Regions from separate parts of the Mus musculus genome. Here region 2 is linked to region 1. Evidence: chromatin loops called from intact Hi-C (ENCODE). Cell type or tissue: heart. All regions are shown on one strand.

What was found. Hi-C counts contacts between places; a loop is a spot of excess contacts. Peaks named below come from ENCODE experiments on the same cell type or tissue, not always from the same donor. Only the 100,000 strongest peaks of a DNase experiment are listed, where the experiment ranks them.
Region 2: a loop joins it to region 1, with 1.9 times the contacts of the local background. A loop is called at or near these places in 4 of 42 quality-filtered maps.

What each region holds. Positions count from the first base shown.
Region 1 is chr10:42,029,884-42,032,383 of GRCm38, reverse strand. No RefSeq gene overlaps it. Among named protein-coding and RNA genes, the nearest start is that of Gm51798, 12 kb to the left of the region's middle. In heart, a CTCF peak has its summit at 1,171 (motif pointing left); a DNase peak (open chromatin) is centred at 1,193; H3K4me3 peaks cover 647 bases; H3K27ac peaks cover 757 bases; H3K27me3 peaks cover 784 bases.
Region 2 is chr10:41,934,024-41,936,523 of GRCm38, reverse strand. All of the region lies in intron 12 of Armc2 (armadillo repeat containing 2), which reads left to right. Among named protein-coding and RNA genes, the nearest start is that of Gm33058, 24 kb to the left of the region's middle. In heart, a CTCF peak has its summit at 1,391; DNase peaks (open chromatin) are centred at 253 and 1,563; H3K4me3 peaks cover 1,150 bases; H3K27ac peaks cover 2,062 bases.

The DNA.
Region 1 (2,500 bases):
AGAGCATCCTTCTTTTAGGTTGTTGATGCCTATAAATGTATCTCCCTCGGGCTGATACCACCTGATACCACCGTGTGGTTGCTGCCGCTGCCAGATCAGCGCCCCCCCCCCCCCCCCGATTTCAGCAGTGGGGCAGGTTTGAAATAGCATCTTTAATAAAAGGGCAATGGGCCTTACCGCTGTTTCCTTTTGTAGATTTTAGTTATTATTGGGGCTTTCCTGGGGTTCTGGCTCTGAACGATCCTGTCAGGCATTGGCTCAGTGTTTCTCTGCTATTCAGAGATGGCACCAGGCCCATGGGGTTGAGAGTGTAATACAGATGTGTGCGTTATCAGGAATGTTCCAAAAAGCACCTCGTGGTTTTCTCTGGGGTTCATTTTTGTTTGTTTGTTTGTTTTTGTTTTCTTTTTTTGTTGTTTTTTCTTTGGGGGTTTGGGGGGGCTGTTTTGTTTTGCAGAATTAACCCTTTCAGGGGGGTTATTGTCCTCAGTTGTCTTAGTTATGTGACAGGAAGGCCTTAGGGTGGGGATCTCTTCCTTCATCTGGAAACTTAATTTCAAATCTTACGCTTACTGCATAATGAAAAATGCCCAGGAATTGTGTGAAAGTAAGGATGAGCTGTTGCCCTGACATCTGAAAATTTTGAAACAGGTGACTATTACAGAAGCCTATTAGCTTTTCGGGACTCCCTTCCCCACAAGTTTTAAGTCAATGATCCCTCTTTCTTCCTATATTTTCTCTGCTGCATATATGATCAGTGACCTTAAAAAGCAGTCATTCAAAAACTATGTTTGGCAAACACAGCTTAATTTTCAAGTCTGGTGCAGAGTTTCTCACAGAGAGCTGGGGCCCTGAAGACAGAACGCGCTCTTTTGAGCTGCATTTTGAAAAGGGAAGGGAACTGTAACTCATTCCTTGTGGTAGAGGACAAGCAATGACTCTCGGCAATGGTCTGGGGCTCCGACCTGCCACTGCCACCGTAAAGACCCGGCTCGTGGGGCTCCGACCTGCCACCGTAATGATCTACCTCCGTGGGGCTCCGAACCGCCACCGCCACCTGGCTCCATGCCCTTTCCCTCCTAGCCTCCGAGCAGCTTCTCTGGCTGCCACGTGACCCCAAGAGGCCATTTCATGTGTTCCCACTGGGTACCACCTCTGCTGTGCCCTCTGGTGGCCTTGGCTCACCACTGCTGCTGCCTCAGCAAAGTTTGACCTTGGCGCTATCAAGAGCCATCTCTCCTCTCTACTCCAGCCGCTCATGGGAGTCCGGGTGCCTGCTGACGCTGCTCCAGCCGAGAGGGAGTGATTTGTCTCCTCAGCTGGCCACAGCAGTCCACCCTGCTCCACTCTCCAGTAGCTTACACACTGAGACCCTGAAAACCACGCTGGTTCCCCAGGCCCTGCATCATTTAGGTGACCACAGTATACCACTGCCTCAAAAAATATTTCTCCTCTTTTCAACAGTCCAGACGAGATAGACCAAGCCAAAGAATGAAGCTTAGTTATTACACCACATGTAAGAGGAAACTCAAAATAGATCAATAGCTTATGTCAAGAGCTAAACCAATAAAACTTTTAGAAGAACACAGGAGGAAAGCATCATGACCTTAATGAAATGGGGTCTTGGGTCTGGGATCAAACGCAGAAGCAATACACAGGGGCTGGGGTAAATTAGACCCTAACAAATCTAAGAACCTGTAACATTGAAGGATTTTATCAAGAAAGTGAAAATAACCACTAGGGAATGAGCAGGGTGGCAACTCAGACAACAGTCTGAGCAAATCCCAGCACTTGGGAGGCAGAGGCAGGTGGATCTCCAAGTTTGAGGCCAGCCTGCTCTACAGAGTGAGTTCGAGGCCAGCCAGAGCTGCCCAGAGAAACCCTGTCTCAAAAACAAACAACCTCTGCCCCTACCTCCCAAAACCCAATAGAATGGGAGACTCTGCCAATTCCACACGGGATGTTGTGTGAATATTCCTCAGGAGGTGTGACCAAATGTCTGTTCACTACAGTTGGGGCACCAAGGAGAAGTAAGGAAACCACTCCCCCAAAGTCTTACTTGCTGAACAAATGAGTTTATTACGGTTATTGGCAGAAGCATGGGTGACCAGTTCCATCACCCAAAGTCTCCTACCCCAGCTAGCAGTGCATGTAAGCCACATCCAAGAGCCTGTAGCCCAGTTTGTAGGCAGCAACACCAAAAAGGCTCCGCTCCAGGGCAATTGCTGTGGGAGGGATTGTGTGTGAGGCTAGTAGCTTTCTGAGCTTCCTGTAATGTTCCTGAGCTTTCTAAGCCTTCGAGTTTTCCCCTTCCTCTCCCCAGAACAGAATGCTTCAGTTTGGAGAAGATAGCTGCACAATCTGTAGGAAGGGTCTAACGTCCAAAATAATAGTCTTCATTTCTCAATAATGAAAAAGCAAACAAACAACCTTTAAACTATCAAAGCACTTGGGTTAGCATTTCTCCAAGATACACACACACACACACACACACACACAC
Region 2 (2,500 bases), 96 kb after region 1:
TCTGTGTGTGTGTGTGTGTGTGTGTGTAAGTGTGTGCCCGTGGAGGTGGAAGGGGGGTTGGTGTCACATTAAACATGTGCTCTCCCACTGAGCTCTCCCTAGCTACAGAGACAATTTCTCAGGGAAAACAAGATGTTATGTTACGTTGTGTTAGACTCTTCTCCCAATGTTCTCTGCCAGACTTTTGTCAAAACAAGTTGTCCTGGGACCAGCTGCCATCCTTGGCAGGCATGCAGCACCAATCAGAGTAGCCCATGAGGGAGGAATGAGGTGGGGCCCTTGGGACCTTCAGAAGGACCTGCCCGGGGGGAAATCTCATGGACCACAGTTAGCTAGCCAAGCCCCCAGCTCTTGATTTGTTGCATGAGACAAGCACATTAAATGTCATTAAAACGGTCCAATGTTCCTGTAGATTTTCCCTTTGAAAGAGCACAGATGTGTGTAAATGTGTGTTTAGCCACATCTGAACTTCGTAAGTTTGCAGCAGACATGTTTGAGAGTGGTGTGTTATTTCTGTTGACAACAAATCTTACTCCCAGCCCTGGGTGAAGTGAGCTGAGTTTGTATGTGGTATTTCTCTGGGGGTGTGGGCAGGGGTGGGGGTGGGGCTCTACAGAAGTTTTCAGAATAGACTTCCACAGGGGCAACAAGCGAGTTCTCAACTTATGTACAAGTGCTAAGACAATCTGTAGCTCAGGTCTCAATGGGCACAAAACTGAGACAGAAAACAGTTGCCATCAACTCCATTCAAAGCCACACTTTCCAGTTTAGGTAAGAATTCCTATCAAGATCCAATTAAATGGTAGATCTCATTTAAGCACTAGGCACATATTGTCTGCTTTATGGTGTAAATTGCATTTGGTACAAACCAAATGTGCAAACAGATGGGCTTAATAAGGGAGAAGGAGCAAGCTGTGGTGCTGAGGCAGGGCTAGCTTCTGAGGTGCCTCTGATGTCAGCACTACTACATTTAGAAGCCCATCACAGTATGTGTGGGTTTGAATTTTGGAAGAACATAAAGGGATTTTCCCCATCTCTTCTGTAAATATCTACTGGGCAAGAACTCTGGTAGAAAATGCCTGAAATAAGACTTATGTAAGGGGCAGCCTTTTACAAAGGTCACACGAAGTTCACAAAGAACAATCCTTATCTACATTAGCCGCCCCGTCACCACGGATCCTCCTCCGCCTCTCCAGCTCTCCCACTTTTGGACAGGGCAGATTTCTTTCTTTCTCCTTTTCTAAACAGAGCTACTAAATGCGGCGGGATGACAGGCAAAGCTTGGCAAGCAGGGTCCGGCATCACCAGACTGGCCCTTCTTGTGCTGTATTTTTAAAGTCAGCCTCTTGTTCTGCATAGTTCCACTCAGACCTGGAGGGTGAGCCACCCCTCCAGCCAGGCATGCAGCATGAGCTCTGATTTGGACAGCTCCGACATCCTGTTGCAGGAAGAGAGAGACCTGGAATGGCTGGAGATGGGGCGGCAAGCAGAGCGTCCCACCCTCCCCATGTTTCTAACTTGGGCCAGGCATTTAGCCGCGCAGAGATAACCCACCCTCCCTTCCTCACATCCTCTTAGCAACTGTGCTGGATTGGTTAGGAAGAGCCCTCCACCCCTTTCCCCTGGTGTCTTTGTGTGGCAACTTGCTTCCACTGGCTCTCTGCCTCCTCCCTGGCAGGAGTGTGCCCTTTGGCTGCCTTCCCAGCCTCTCTGCAGGCACATTCCCAGCGGTGCTGGGCGAGCGAGCAGGCAGGCGAGCAAGTGAGAGCATTTGGCTGAGTGAGCTCCTTGTTCAGCCTTGCCCTCGTTCTGCACCCCTGACCGGGCAGGCTCAGTGGGCCGAAGCTTGCTCATTCTTTCCAGCTCCCACTGTTTTTGTCCTTGTGGAACGGGCTCTTCCCCCACTCAGCTCAGAGCCCAAATGCCTTTATGTCTGTGCCTTAAAAAAGAACCCATCGCAGTAAAAGTCTAACTGTTGCCCTGGTGTTTTTGAGGGGGAGCCACATTCAGAGGTGTGGAGTGTGGGTACTCAGTGAATAATTGCTGATAGGGTGGCTGGGTTGGCAGTTGGATGGGTGGGTAGGTGGTCATCTCTGCCTTCAGAATGGTCTGCTTAGGTCTGCAGTTTTGAGTCTGTGGTCTCTCAGATTGGTCTGATTATATATATATATATATATATATATATATATATATATGAATGAATGAATATGTATTCTCTCAGGCTAACCGTCAACCCGCCGCCAGTGCTGATAGGATAGGTAAATCAGTATTTTCTCAGAAGTCTGCAGCCTGCCTTTGGTGACTTTTATTCTTTAGCCACCTGTAAACTCAAATGTTTAGGTTTTATTTAAGGGTGGAAAGTCGGATAAAGCAAACTGGAAATCCTAACTCAACTCTAAGATGCAGGCAGTTTTAGCCAGTTTAAAACAGGGTGTCTTGATTAATTTTCTGGTTAAGGGCATGGGGAGTGTTAAATTTTCAACCCCCTTTAACTTAATTC